Regions from separate parts of the Homo sapiens genome. Here region 1 is linked to region 2. Evidence: chromatin loops called from intact Hi-C (ENCODE). Cell type or tissue: endothelial cell of umbilical vein. All regions are shown on one strand.

Region 1 (8,000 bases), 60 kb before region 2:
TATAATTTTGGGTCATGCAAGGGGAGAATAGGTTTTGGTGGACAGCTAGCAGTTTCTGCCAGAATGCTGTTTTGTGTTGTATAGAGATGTAGGCCATTTACATTCTTGTTACAGATGCACACTTTTTTTTTTACCTTTAATTCAATGCCGTCTGATATTAAAGTGGAGAATCCCAGTTATATTGGATCTGGAGACTGTCATTTCTCTATTTTTTTATCTTGAGCTATATGGTCAATTTTGTGATGCATTCTCACCCCTTCTGGTAATTTAAAATTACTTAAAAATTTAATTTTTTTTTTTTTTTAGAGGCAGAGTCTTGCTATGTTGCCCAGGCTGGCCTTGAACTCCTCCTGGGCTCAAGTGATCCTCCCACCTCTGCCTCCCAAGTAGTTAGGACTACAGGCACATACCACTCCACCTGGCCACTTTTGTATTTTAAAGGATAAACTTTAAAAACTTTTAATATTTTGATTAACTTTAAAAAACAAAGTGAATATTGACTTCTTGCTGTGAAAGACAAGGAAATTAGCTCACTTACACTGGCCGCTCAGCCCCTACTGAGTTGTCAACAAGCTCTAGGATTTTTGTCCCAGCCCATTAGTTATATTATTTTAAATTGTGAAGCTTGTTTTTCATTTTTACATTCTTTGCTGTAACTGTAAATCTCATTATTAATTTTAAATTTTAATGGAGTCATAGTTCATAGTTTTGTTTTGTTTTTGAGACAGGGTCTCACTCTGTGGCCCAGGCTGGAGTGTAGTGGTGCTGTCACAGCCCCCTGCAGCCTTGAACTCCTGGGCTCAGGCAATCCTCCTGCCTCAGCCTCCCTGGTAGCTGGGAGTACAGGCACCTACCACAACACCTAGCTAATTTTTAAATGTTTATTTTGTAGAGACAGAGTTTCGCCATGTTGCCCAGGCTGGTCTTGAACTCGTGGACTCAAGTGGTCTGTCTGCCTCGCACTCCCAAAGCGCTGAGATTACAGGTATGAGCCACTGCGCCCAGCCCATAATTACTTCTTATGTTTTGTGTCTTCTTGGTTACTATACTCTTCACATCAATTCTCTTGGTTGACTGGATTTCGTCAAATATTATTTTCAAGAGAGGCTTGCAGGTGTTATGATTCTTGAGTCCTTGCATATTTTAAGAATTCTTCATTTGCCTTTATAAGTATTTGGGGAAAAAAAATCTCAGGTCACATTGTACAACATTGAACTGATGTGGAGAAATTGAGTGATAGATGACTTTTTTTGGCATAAACTTCTCCAAGTAAATTCTCCCAATGTATGTTTCAATGTTGCTCATTCTGTATTAAATTTTTCTGAAACATGATGTGTTCTCCTGATCTGCAGATTTATTTATTTAGGGAAAACATCATTTACTTGAATTTTTTCTGTGCCAGTCTCGTATCCTTCTCTACCTACCAGTTTTCTTTATGTTGGATCAACCTTGTTTACCCCCATCTCTATTTTTTGTCCATCTGATCAAATATTCCCTGATCAGAGGCCTTCCCACAACCCCAGGAAATCTAATAACCTTTGTCACTCTTTCCTCCTCATCCTGCCTTATTTTCTTCCATAGCATTTATCATCAGTACATACCACCTATGTCCTCACCCCAATTAGAACATAGCTCCACAAGGACGGGGGATTGTCTTTTTGTTTGTTTGTTTTTAACCCTGTGCCAGAACAGCGTCAGGTGCATATAGATGATGCTCAATAAGCACTTGACTGAATTATCTCAAGGGTTCTGTGTGTTGGCAACTCAATTTTTAGCTGTGCGTATTTTGTTCTTTGCTGTTTCTAATTTATGAAACTCATGTCCTTAGCTCTAAGTTTCCTTTCTATTTTATTGTAGTGTCTCATTTTGTCTTTGACTTGTTTTTTCATTGATCCTTTTTCTCTTTAATTTCTTTTAGACTATAGGGCATTTGATGTGGAGGATGTTCTATTTCCTAGAGTAAATTTTCTTTCAGAATGGGTTCTATATCTATCTCTTTTTTTCCTGTAGCATTATTTACATTGTTTACAGGCATAAGGCTGGGTATGGTGGTTCACACCTAATCCCAGCACTTTGGGAAGCCAAGGTGGGCAGACCGTCTGAGGCCAGGAGTAAGAGACCAGCCTGGGCAACATAGTGAGACCCTGTCTCTACAAAAAATAGTTGATGGGCAGTTTCTCTGCATCTTTCTCATGGTTGCACAGCAGCCTTGTGGGTCCCCAGTTACAGTGTGGGTGGTCTTTGAAACTCTCCCACCCAACCTGAACTCTTTGGTCTTCTCCAAGCTGCTTCCAGCCGAGTCCCTTCCTCTTAGACAATAAGACACAAGTCAGGAATATGCAGTCCTCAGAGGACAGAGAACTCAAAAAGTACCAGCACAAGAACCAACCGAGCAGAGGGGAAAGGGACTGACGGACAGCCCTGCCCTAAGTTCCCCACTCCCGTGAGGAGGAAAGCCCCAAAGCCACCTGTTTCCCCCACTTTTCCTCCCTGTCTAGGAGGAGAGGAGGAGCAACTTCTGGAGAGATGGGAGTGAAGGAGGTGGGATTTATCCCTGAGGCTAAGCATTTCTGTCACAAGTGAAAAAGTTTACCCTGTTTGGCAGAACCACCCACATTGGAAGATGCTGTCCTTGGAAACAGGATATGCCCTGGACTAGACAGAGTGAATTTTGTCCAGTTTAAAACAACATTACAGAAATAATAAGAAGAGGGGACAGTCAACTCCAATTACCACTCCTCATAAGCCTCGCCCTCTCAGGTAACAAGAACCAGGTCAGGACCAGCTCCCAGACCACCTGCCATTGGAGACAGTGAGTTCTGGGGAACCTTGCTCCTCATCTGCCTCCCTCCCAGACAGAGTCAGAATGCCACTCCCAACAGCTTTCCGTTCCTTGGGGAGCAGGACTGAGACAGTCATGAGGTCAGTGCACTGCACAAGGGAGCCAATGAGAATGCAGCTGGGGGCTGAAATCCAGTTTACTCTGAGCCATGTGTCCTGGTGTGGGGTTGCATCTGCTCAGAGAAAGGACCTTTCTCTGTACAAAGGTGCCACTCACTCACACACAGGACTGAGCGTGGGCTGGCAGTAGCCCTGCTATATGATGCCGGATGATGTTATGTGTGGTGGGGGAGGAGCTTCCACCTTGGAGAAACACTTTCTGAATTTTCCCCTAAGTGCCGACTCAACAGGCATCTGATTCCCTCCAAATGCATTTGATTTTTCACAAATTAACTAACCTTGTCCTCGCCCATGCACAGCTTCTAGGAAGCCAGAGTATAGGAGCCAAATTCTAATTCTAGTAGGTCTTTTGTCCGCTGCTGCTTTTCAGAGTTTATGGTGTGAGGCTGTACTACCCGCTTCCTTTGTTTGAATGCTGCCGGTATGGTTTTGCTGGTCCATTCTGCCTCAGTTTTCATTCATGTTTTTAGTTTCTGAGACGGAGGACTTTTATTATATGGCTGCATACTGCTATATGCTACTTCCAACCTGTCCTGGATTTAAATGTGGTCTTTCTGTGCTGCTATAACTGTTGCCACATTGTGAAGTGTGAATATGCACTTTCATATGCCATCTATTTAATATACATGCTCATAAAGGCTTAAAGCATCTGCATCTACTGTTTTTTTTTTTTAAGAGGCAAGAGTCTTGCTCTTTCACCGAGGTTAGAGTGCAATAGTGTGACCCTAGCTCACTACAGCCTCCAACTCCTGGACTCAAGCAATCCTCCTGCCTCAGCCTTCTGAGTGGCTGGAACTACAGGAGTGAGCCACCACACCTGGCCCTGAATTTACTGTTTAAGAGTTTTGGTGAAAAGCTAAATGTATTCAGGTGTCCAATAAATGTTATTTGGTGTGAATAAGGCACCACAGGCTTATAACATATTGAAGATGACATCAAGTTGATCCCACATTCTGATTTTTTAAATAATTTAAATTCTGGGATACAAGTGCAGGATGTGCAGGCTTGTCACATAGGTAAACATGTGCCATGGTGATTTGCTGCACTTATCAACCCATCACCTAGGTATTAAGCACCACATGCATTAGCTATTTATCCTGATGCTCTCCCTCCTCCCCACCCCTCTGACAGGCCCCAGTATGTGTTGTTCCCCTCCCTGTGTCCATGTGTTCTCATTGTTCAGCTCCCACTTATAAGTGAGAACATGCGGTATTTGGTTTTCTGTTCCTGCGTTAGTTTGCTGAGGATAATGGCTTCCAGCTCCATCCATGTCCCTGCAAAGGACATGATCTTGTTCCTTTTTATGGCTGCACAGTATTCTGCAGTGTATATGTACCACATTTTCTTTATCCAGTCTATCATTGATGGGCATTTGGTTGATTCCATGTCTTTGCTATTGCAAATAGTACTGCAATGAATATAGGTGTGCCGGTATCTTTATAATAGAATGATTTATATTTCTTTGGGTATATACCCAGTAATGGGATTGCTGGGTCAAATGGTATTTCTGGTTCTAGGTCTTTGAGGAATCACATTGTCTTCCACAATGGCTGAACTAATTTACACCCCCACCAACAGTGCATAAGGGTTCCCTTTTCTTGATAATCTCGCCAGCATCTGTTTTTTCTTTTTAATAATCGTCATTCTGACTGGTGTGAGATGGTTATCTCATTGTGGTTTTGATTTGCATTTCTCTAATGATCAGTGATGTTGAGCTTTTTTTTATATGTTTATTGGCCGCACAAATGTCTTCTTTTGAGAAGTATCTGTTTATGTCCTTCGCACCCCCCCCACCTTTTTTTTTTTTTGAGACAGAGTCTCGCTCTGTCGTCCAGGCTGGAATGCAGTGGCACAATCTCGGCTCACTGCAAGCTCTGCCTCCTGGGTTCATGCCATTCTCCTGCCTCAGCCTCCCGAGTAGCTGGGACTACAGGCGCCCGCCACCACGCCTGGCTAATTTTTTGTATTTTTTAGTAGAGACGGGGTTTCACTGTGTTAGCCAGGATGGTCTTGATCTCCTGACCTCGTGATCCACCCGCCTCAGCTTCCCAAAGTGCTGGGATTACAGGCGTGAGCCACCGCACCCGGCCCCTTTGCCCCCATTTTAATGGGGTTGTTTTTTCTTGTAAATTTGTTTAAATTCCTTGTAGCTTCTGGATATTAGACCTTTGTCAGATGGATAGATTGCAAAAGTTTTCTCCTATTCTGGCTGTCCATTATGATGATAGTTTCTTTTGCTGTGCAGCAGCTCTTTAGTTTAATTATATCCCATTTGTCAATTTCTGCTTTTGCTGCAATTCCTTCTGATGTTTTCATCATGAAATCTTTGCCCATGCTTATGTCCTGTATGGCATTGCCTAGATTTTCTTCTAGAGTTGTTATAGTTTTGGGTTTTACATTTAAGTATTTAATCCATCTTGATTTAATTTTTGTGTAAGATACAAGGAAGAGGACCAATTTCAGTTTTCTGTATATGGCTAGCCAGTTTCCCCAGCACCATTTATTAAATAGGGAATCCTTTCCCCATTGCTTGTTTTTATCAGGTTTGTTGAAGATCAGATGGTTGTAGATGTGCAGTCTTATTTCTGAGATCTCTATTCTGTTCCATTGGTCTATGTGTCTGTTTTTGTACCAGGATCATACTGTTTTGGTTACTGTAGACTTGTAGTATAGTTTGAAGTCAAGTAGTGTGATGCCTCCAGTTTTGTTCTTTTTGCTTAGGATTGTCTTGGCTATATGTGCTCTTTTTTGGTTCCATATGAATTTTAAAGTAGGTTTTTTTCTGATTCTATGAAGAATGTCAATGATAGTTTAATGGGAATAGCATTGAATCTATTAATCACTTTGGGCAGTATGGCCATTTTCACAATATTGATTCTTCCTATCCTGAGCATGGAATGTTTTTCCATTTGTTTCTGTCCTCTCTTATTTCCTTGAGCAGTGGTTTGTAGTTCTCCTTGAAGAGGTCCTTCACTCCCCTTGTTAGCTGTATTCCTAGGTATTTTATTCTCTTTGTAGCAATTGTGAATGGGAGTTCATTCATGATTTGGCCCTCTGCTTGTCTATTGTTGGTGTATAGGAATGCCTGTGATTTCTGCACATTGATTTTGTATCCTGAGACTTTGTTGAAGTTGCTTATCAGCTTAAGAAGCTTTTGGGCTGAGATGACGATGAGGTTTTCTAGATATAGGCTCATGTCACCTGCAAACAGACACAGTCTGACTTCCTCTCTTCCTATATGAATACCCTTTATTTCTTTCTCTTGCCTGATTTCCCTGGCCAGAACTTCCAGTATTATGTTGAATAGGAGTGGTGAGAGACGGCATCCTTGTCTAGTGCCAGTTTTCAATGGGAATGCTTCCAGCTTTTGCCCATTCAGTATGATATTGGCTGTGGGTTTGTCATAAATGGCTCTTATTTTTTTGAATATATTCCATCAATACCTAGTTTATCAAGAGTTTTTAGCATGAAGGGGTGTTGAATTTTATCGAAGGCCTTTTTTGCATCTATTGAGATAATCATGTGGTTTTCATCATTGATTGTTTCCCCATTTTAATTTTTAAAAATTGAAATATGATGTTTTCAGGCTTAAATAACAGCAGAAAATCTGGAAAACATCCTGTTTCTTAAAATGATGCTCTGAAAATGTAGTTGAACTTGATATTCAGTCAGGAGTTTCCAACAGACGTTGCTTGTACAATAAATTTACGCAGTGAATCTGCCATTGTGATAGAGGAGGCTTTAAATCAGATTTAAATCTTGTCATGCCTAAATAAATGTGCTAATATTTCCAGTCGGTCTCTAGTGCAGCTGTTAAAACATTTGGGCTCTGTAGACCAAATGAGACTTCTAAATTTCATATGAGTTCTGTGTTCTAATTCTTATTATTTTTTGCTTTTCTAATAAGAAAACAGGCATTGGCTTTTGTAAAGGTGAATATCAAGATTTACTGATTCTAAATATAACTTTCAGAACAATAAATTTTGAATCTCAAAGCATGAAGTCAATACGTGTCACAGATTCTGAATGCTTTCAGGAGTAGCACAGGAAAACTTCAGAATTTTGCATATGTAACATTTAAGCAGGAAGCTAACACTCAGAAAACACATTTGCAAGTAATGTTTGATTTCAACTAGGATAGCAGTTTTCTGGTAACTTTGCTCAGCTAATCAGATTTTTTAAAAAAATTCTTAAAACTACAACACAGTTTACTTTCGTAAAAATTTCGGCAAACAAAAATTTTAAGTCTTTTGTTTCCCTTTCTTTAATTTCCAGTTTCTCCAGTTATGAAGTGTCAGCTCTCAATTCCCTCTCCATGGACTTCATGCTTACGTTTTTTTCAGGCATTAGTTTTACAAATTAGCTTCACCCTTCACGACTATCTTTTCATAAACTCTCTTAACATATTGAGTCAAGTAGTTTAATTCTATTCTTTGTCAATCCCCCTCCTTAGTTCTTTAGGGCCCAACTGTGTCTCATTCATTTCAATTTTGCCAACTAATATCCATACAATTTCTTATGCAAGATCTCGGCACTGTACCTCAATGTTATGAGAAATGTGACTGACAGCAGATTTTTCCATGTGCTCACACATCCATTCATTTGATATCGATTGACTCAATACTGAAGCCACTCATCCTTTCTTACATCCTTTCAAAACACTACAAATAAGCTGCATTTTTTATGTGACAAATCTATCTTCTCAGGTGAAACTCCAGTAAGATTGATCAGAAAAACAACTCTCTTTGGGGCAAGGGCTCAAACTCATGGGCCTTTTTTTTTTCTATTTAGGAAAGAAATAAAATTTAAATGTTTAATCTACTTTCTACTTTCATTAAAGTTTAAGTAAACTGGGCAACTAAATGTGTATAATGGTAGGTACCACAGATTCTCTTCCATTCTACCTCTAAATCAATTAAATGAAAACACTCGGGAGTTTGAAGCTCAATCTTGTGAACCTAGGAACAAAAAATGTCCAGATATGTTCATTAATTCAGAAATAAAATTTAATGACCCTTAATGTTGTTTTTACTAGTAGA
Region 2 (8,000 bases):
GTCCTGTTAATTTTTGATCTTTCCAGAGAGAAAGAAGCTAGGGAACCCTAATCCAAAAACTTGTAGGAAGACAAGCTAACCAAAGATGTCAACTTAGATTTTGGATTACTGAGAGATTTGAGAGCAAAACTTCTGCAGATCTACTTAGCAACATTCTTAAATTTGATATTGTTCCTATACTGCTATAAATGTACAACTTGCATGGCTCTGATCGTAAAAGAACACAGAGGCTAATGCTTCCTGTATCATTAAAAAAATCCAGTTGTTTAACATTTTAAAAACGAGGGCCATAATCTCCTACTAAATTTCCACCTTTAAGTATTTCCCACCAAAATGAAAATGGCTTCATTGATTTTTTCTGATTATATACATTTTATGAAATATTCAAACCACGTACTCAAAGTGAATGTTCCTGTTTATTTTCACAATCCCTTTTGCAACAACTATTTCTCTGGTATACGCTGAAAGGGGTATATATAGTTCATTGTATGATCCCTAAGGGGCACCAAGATAGGGTTAAAGACTCTTAAAAGTACATCAATAAATATATACTCATATTATACACAGGTCAATATGTGTGTATATTTACATAAATGGGTTCATATATATTCTGTGTCCCATTTTTTAAACTTAATATTGTGGTATTCCAGTTTCAAGATGTTAAAATGGGCTGGGCATGGTGGCTCACGCCTGTAATCCCAGCACTTTGGGAAGCCGAGGCGGGCAGATCACGAGGTCAGGAGATCGAGACCACCCTGGCTAACATGGTGAAACCCCGTCTCTACCAAAAATACAAAAAATTAGCCAGGCGTGGTGGCGGGTGCCTGTAGTCCCAGCTACTAGGGAGGCTGAGAAAGGAAAATGGCATGAACCCAGGAGGCAGAACTTGCAGTGAGCCATGATCGAGCCACTGCACTCCAGCCTGGGCAACAGAGCGAGACTCCGTCTCAAAAAAAAAAAAAAGATGTTAAAATGAGTCTATGCATTTTCTGTACATTTCAATGTTGAAATGATTGAAGAAATATTAAAACTGAAGGGGAAAGCTGGGCGCAGTGGCTCACGCCTGTAATCCCAAAACTTTGGGAGGCTGAGGTGGGTGGATCACCTGAGATCAGGAGTTCAAGACCAGCCTGGCCGACATGGTGAAACCCGGTCTCTACTAATAATACAAAAATTAGCCGGGCGTGGTGACACATGGCTGTAATCCTAGCTACTTGGGAGGCTGAGGCAGAAGAATTGCTTGAACCCAGGAAGCAGAGGTTGCAGTGAACCACGATGGTGCCATTGCACTCCAGTCTGGGCGACAAGAGAGAAACTACATTTCAAAAATAAATAAATAAATAAATAAATACATAAATAAATAAATAAAAACTGAGGGGGAAAGTCTGCAGAAGTATTACAAAATAGGGAAGGGTGCCACAGTGGAGCAGAAACTTCTAGAATGTCTATAAGGTTAAAAACAGATAGTCTTGGAATGAATTAGGAGTTAATCAATGTCAGAGCTGAGCACTTAATCTAATCAAGAAGCCCCTTTACCTTTTTAAACTCCTATCTCCTGATAAAGATAGCTCCCAATTTTTTGTTATTTTAAAAATAATTCAATAAACATCTTTGGACAGTGTGTTATTATATCTGCAGGATAATTTCCTGGACTTGCTGGATCAAAGAGAATACATTCTCTTTGAAATGTAATGTGAGGTTGGTCACCCTCTAGAAATAATGTACCAATTTACATTGGTATTAACTGTGTACAGGCCTTGCCACCTTCTTGGGTCAAAATAATATTTCATTTTATTTTTAAACTACTACATTAAAATATTTTGTGGTTCAGCATTTTCTAATATATTTAATGACTCTTTGTATGTTCTGTAACTTTTTCCTTTTTTTTTTTTATTATTTTTTTATTTTTTATTTTTAATGTTTTTTTTTTTTTTATTATACTCTAAGTTTTAGGGTACATATGCACATTGTGCAGGTTAGTTACATATGTATACATGTGCCATGCTGGTGCGCTGCACCCACTAACGTGTCATCTAGCATTAGGTATATCTCCCAATGCTATCCCTCCCCCCTCCCCCGACCCCACCACAGTCCCCAGAGTGTGATATTCCCCTTCCTGTGTCCATGTGATCTCATTGTTCAATTCCCACCTATGAGTGAGAATATGCGGTGTTTGGTTTTCTGTTCTTGCGATAGTTTACTGAGAATGATGGTTTCCAATTTCATCCATGTCCCTACAAAGGACATGAACTCATCATTTTTTATGGCTGCATAGTATTCCATGGTGTATATGTGCCACATTTTCTTAATCCAGTCTATCATTGTTGGACATTTGGGTTGGTTCCAAGTCTTTGCTATTGTGAATAGTGCCGCAATAAACATACGTGTGCATGTGTCTTTATAGCAGCATGATTTATAGTCCTTTGGGTATATACCCAGTAATGGGATGGCTGGGTCAAATGGTATTTCTAGTTCTAGATCCCTGAGGAATCGCCACACTGACTTCCACAATGGTTGAACTAGTTTACAGTCCCACCAACAGTGTAAAAGTGTTCCTATTTCTCCACATCCTCTCCAGCACCTGTTGTTTCCTGACTTTTTAATGATTGCCATTCTAACTGGTGTGAGATGATATCTCATAGTGGTTTTGATTTGCATTTCTCTGATGGCCAGTGATGATGAGCATTTCTTCATGTGTTTTTTGGCTGCATAAATGTCTTCTTTTGAGAAGTGTCTGTTCATGTCCTTCGCCCACTTTTTGAAAGAGCCCGCATCGCCAAGTCAATCCTAAGCCAAAAGAACAAAGCTGGAGGCATCACACTACCTGACTTCAAACTATACTACAAGGCTACAGTAACCAAAACAGCACGGTACTGGTACCAAAACAGAGATATAGATCAATGGAACAGAACAGAGCCCTCAGAAATAATGCCGCATATCTACAACTATCTGATCTTTGACAAACCTGAGAAAAACAAGCAATGGGGAAAGGATTCCCTATTTAATAAATGGTGCTGGGAAAACTGGCTAGCCATATGTAGAAAGCTGAAACTGGATCCCTTCCTTACACCTTATACAAAAATCAATTCAAGATGGATTAAAGATTTAAACGTTAGACCTAAAACCATAAAAACCCTAGAAGAAAACCTAGGCATTACCATTCAGGACATAGGCGTGGGCAAGGACTTCATGTCCAAAACACCAAAAGCAATGGCAACAAAAGCCAAAATTGACAAATGGGATCTAATTAAACTAAAGAGCTTCTGCACAGCAAAAGAAACTACCATCAGAGTGAACAGGCAACCTACAACATGGGAGAAAATTTTCGCAACCTACTCATCTGACAAAGGGTTAATATCCAGAATCTACAATGAACTCAAACTTTTTTCATTTGTTCCCTTTTCTATGGGGAATTTGGCATTCTTTTTTATTTCAAGAAATCTTGGTATATTAAGAGTATTGCCCCTTAAATCAAATACTTTGCCCAGTTTGCTCCTCTTCAGTGTTGTTATGAAATGTGAGAATGACTGCACAGTAGGTGGAATCTCATTTCAACATGTGGTATTTCAATATAAACATTTTTCTACTAGAAAATTTCACAAGCACCTTTGATATGCCAGGCTGTTTGCTATATTTAGTTATACAGTATTTGTCAATCATTTCCTCAATGGCTTTTTGGCACTGGTATCATTCTAAAAATGGACTTCCCTTCCCAACAGCTAAAACATATTCTCTTATTTTTTTATTCTAGTGCTTTTATATTTAAATAATTTTAAAAGTTTTCAATTTTTGATCTGTCTGCAATTTATTTTTACATTTAATGACAGAAATACATCTAACCTATATTTTCCTAAATGGAAAATCAAACCAACTATCTCTACACAATCTACTGATTGTGATTTGGACCGATTTCAAATAACAACTTCATTGTATACAAAATTAGTGGTGTTGCCAGAGCTCTCTGTTCACTGACATAGTGCACACATCTATGTGAGAGTTGGGTTTGTATCTCTTTCTCCTTTCGAATTGTACATTCCTGTAGAACAGCAGCCCAAGTTGGCACTGTGCCTAGTATGTAGCTGGTGCTCAGGAAATACTTGATAGATGAATGAGGGAGCAACTGAATGTTCTCCTGAGCCACACATGCTGTGAATATTGATTCTGGAATAGCAGTGGTTTTAGACAAAGTCAACTGGCCAGAAACAGTGCTTTGTAAGCATTATTTTGCATAGCTGCACTGAAACCATAGCACATAACACTAGATGCAGCCCCCTTTCCCTCATATATTAATAGTTTCAAATTTTCAGAAATAAATGTATGGTAAAATGTGTTGATCTAGGTGGGCGTCCTTTAAATACTACTCTTTATTACAGTAAAAGGATTCTCAACTTTCTGAACCATGGTATGGCAGGTCTGTGACAATTTATTTAGTGCTCCCCACATTCCAGGGTGCATATAACACTGCCCCCATGTTGTACACATTCATACCATTTAGTGCACCGAAAGACACAGTAGTGACCAAACTACCCGGAAATACATAGAGCAGAAACTACCCGGAAATACATAGAGCAGAATTCTGTATTCAGATCCCCATGAAGCAAATCACACTACAGTCATCACATCATGAATATTAACCACATGCTGTGTAAAAGCCCTGCTCTCAGCTGTCTGCCCTCACATCCTCTTCAGTGGGCTGAAGGAGGGAGTGGCTTCTCAGAAGAAAGGGAGCAACCGCTGGCATAAGAATATGTGCATCAGCTAAGATTTGAGGGAACACCTTTACTTTTAAAAGGCAGACTTATAAGGAGCAGAATACTAGGCAATATATCTTAGTATATATCCAAAGAGCAGCTACTTAGGAACACAGAGGCTACAGCTACAACCAAAAAACAATCTTCCATCTCAACACATGCACAGGAAGGTTGGCTCTTGCTCACAAGTCTGTCTTTTCAGCCACACTACACCAAAATTGCAAGTCATTTGTTAACACCATTTTTAAAACAAGATGTAAAATAAGCCAGGAACTGTTGTAAGTCTTTACTTGCTCTGTAACAGAATGCCTTCTACTGCCTCTGATTCACAAGCACTTTGTATGAACATCTATTATAACAGTTATCAAAGTGAACTGTAATTCACTGTTTTTTTCCTGTCAAACCAATAAACCCAGAGGTCACTGAGAACAGGGACAAAGTCATTTCATATGAGTGTCCTACACAGTGCTCTGCATATAGCATGTGTTTGTTGCTGAATGAATGAATACCACATTCAAGTCATTTGCTCACCATGTTAGCCTTTTAAATCTTGACTGCATGTTGTCTGGTAGGATATAAACTCACCTACTATTAAAATAAGTTGCTAATATTAATTAGACTAGAAAAAACAGATTTGGGTTAATTTGTTTTAAGAGTATGTTTATCAAAGAATAAGCTTTGTTGGCGTTCTCTAGAGCTTTCAGCAGGAGAGCATAAAAGTGTATTAGCAGCCGACAGCCTGCAGCTGAATACTAAGAGCACAGCATAAGAGCCTTAGATTTTGGCATCCTTCTCTCTCCCTCCACGTTGCCTCCGCTCCTTGCCTTGTACCATTATGTACATCTGGGCGTGAGTTTAAATTGTTACCTACTCTAGGGATCCTTGTATTTTCAGCTTTATCTCTTGGCAGGGTAGTGGTGGTTAAATTTATTGGAGAAGGTATAAGGACTCTCCAAGAGCTGGTGCTCTTGGTGACCTGACACCCAGGTTCTGGTTTGTGTTGCCTAATGTCAAGATCCAGGCCTGATACTGGAGTCCTGCATTTTCCCATGTAACATGTACCTCTCTTCTCTAAGCCTTCATTTTTCTGTTATAGCAACAAGACTTTGACTACAACCATTTATATTTAACCTAATAAACTTAATCATGTCCACTTGAGATACACTGTTACAAAGACTTCTACTAAACACTGAGCAGTTTGTTCTTATGTTGTTTTTAACAATTACTAAATAAAAATGGCAGTGTATAAATAAGTAGTGGGTAGGAGTCAACAATGTCGTGTCTCTAACGAGCAAGAACATTCACAAGCATAGGCAATAATGGATCCATCTGCAGAGCAGTGCGTGCAAAAGGCCTCAAATGTCACCTTTTAATTCCATCCCAAATAGGTATTGAACTACATCAATGATAAATACAGATGTTACTTTTACTTTATAATTGCTTTGAGACCCAGCAAACCAAAGAGGTTGAAATTACTTCAGACACCAAACAGTAAGGCAAGAGAAAAAAAGGAAAGTAGTGAATATCAAAAATATTTAGGTATGAGTACGTTTTTTTTAAACAAACCTTCTCACACCTAAATATTTTTTGATAATCAAAGGCGAAAAAATCAAAGATAAAAGGATGAAAAAACCAAATCAAAATGTAAGAATACATTTTGATAAGAGGAAAAAAATCAAATCAAAATATAAGAATAATTTTATTCCTATTAAAATTAAGACTAACTTGTTATTTAACTGCTCAGCCTAGGTTAGTAATAGAGTTTAGAAAGAAGTAGGAATCAACAAGACCTATAAACATAACGTACACACACATGCACACACACATATACACAGTGCAAAGTTTTTTTTTTAGTAACAATGTCCATTAAAGTGGACTTCTCAATTTAATTAGAAGCTTTTGGATTACTGGTCCTATATCAGAATCAGATTTTAACTGTGTGACTTGTCTGTAAACTAAGTCCAACCATCAAGCTCTAGTACCTCTACAAAGTAAGGAAAGTAAAAGGCAGAATCACTTACTTTCACAAGCTCCTGCTGAGGCCATATCTGAATGGGTTCTACTTGTTGAGGAGTTTGAGTTTGAATACCATATGTGTTCAGAAAAACTTGAAGTCTAAAGATCATAGGGATAAAAAGAGACGTTTTAAGACAATGCATTTACAGTTTAGGAAGCAGTGAAGGAGGAGGATAAAAGGGAACATGTTAACTTGGAGGGCATTATTAATTTGTTAGTATTAGCAATTTGCCATCTGCACTAGATTTCAGAGGCCCATATGGATCCTCCATGAAGCATCACATGGAAACATTAGGGGCTGACAGGGAGGGAAAGCACTGATTTTGGTAATCCCCATGTGTTTGCATGAATTTCTCGAAACTACAACCCAGGCAACACTGGCACTGGTCAGTCTTTAATATTCACCTCAACTAAAACAAAATTATTTTTAAACACGAAAAGAATATGCTGGTCATTTAAAGTGATATTAATGATATCCTTGAAAGCCTGTAAAGGAGTTTCTGAAGTTAATCTCTTCTACCATAATCAATATTGTAAACATAAAGCAATCATTTCCCCTCCCCTCCCCTCCCCACAAAAAAACACACCACCCACTTGGATTTCATACCTTTGGCTTTCTGCTATAAGTGCCACATGAACTACCAAGTCATTTTCCAGTGGGCCCTGTAATGCAGAATAAGGGAGGGGGAAAACATTTTAAAAGATCTGGTCATCATCAGCTACAATGAGAAACAAGGACAATATTAACCATCTCTAAGCAGTTCATTAAAATGATGGACACCAGCTGGCTCTCAGCGGCCACCTTTCTTTCCTTGCTCGCCACTGCCTACTAATCAATTTGATGATATAGACAGAGTAATGGAACACAAAGGAATGGAAAGCCATAAACCTCATCACTACCACAGGGGCTAGCCTGTCAGGGCTATTTTGAATGATGCATAAGAGCAGTTTGGGGACCGAGAGTCATTTTCCATCATTTAACTCTAAAGGGAAGAGGAGGAACTAAAAATAAAAACCCAATTTATGTGTTCTCTGTAAAAAAAAAATGATAGTTAAAATTGTTCATTTGACATCTTAACCACATATAAGGTTATTCCCTTTCTTGTTAACCAGTTTTCCTTTGGCACCTTATACATCAAAATAACTTTATTCTAATATATAATTCTTATAATAGAGCATGAACTACCCAGTTGACTATGTAATTACATTATATTCATTAAATGCAAGCTGTTG

Evidence for each region. A loop is a pair of places that touch in the nucleus more often than their neighbours do. Peaks named below come from ENCODE experiments on the same cell type or tissue, not always from the same donor. Only the 100,000 strongest peaks of a DNase experiment are listed, where the experiment ranks them.
Region 1: a loop joins it to region 2, with 4 times the contacts of the local background. A loop is called at or near these places in 2 of 110 quality-filtered maps.

Annotation. Positions count from the first base shown.
Region 1 is chr16:47,700,412-47,708,411 of GRCh38, reverse strand. It overlaps PHKB (phosphorylase kinase regulatory subunit beta), which reads right to left. Exons shown (of 31, transcript NM_000293.3): 31 at 6,889-8,000. Among named protein-coding and RNA genes, the nearest start is that of LINC02133, 150 kb to the left of the region's middle. In endothelial cell of umbilical vein, no CTCF peak of the experiment used is centred here; no DNase peak of the experiment used is centred here.
Region 2 is chr16:47,640,465-47,648,464 of GRCh38, reverse strand. PHKB (phosphorylase kinase regulatory subunit beta) reads right to left here. Exons shown (of 31, transcript NM_000293.3): 15 at 7,375-7,430; 16 at 6,773-6,866. Among named protein-coding and RNA genes, the nearest start is that of PHKB, 180 kb to the right of the region's middle. In endothelial cell of umbilical vein, no CTCF peak of the experiment used is centred here; a DNase peak (open chromatin) is centred at 4,064.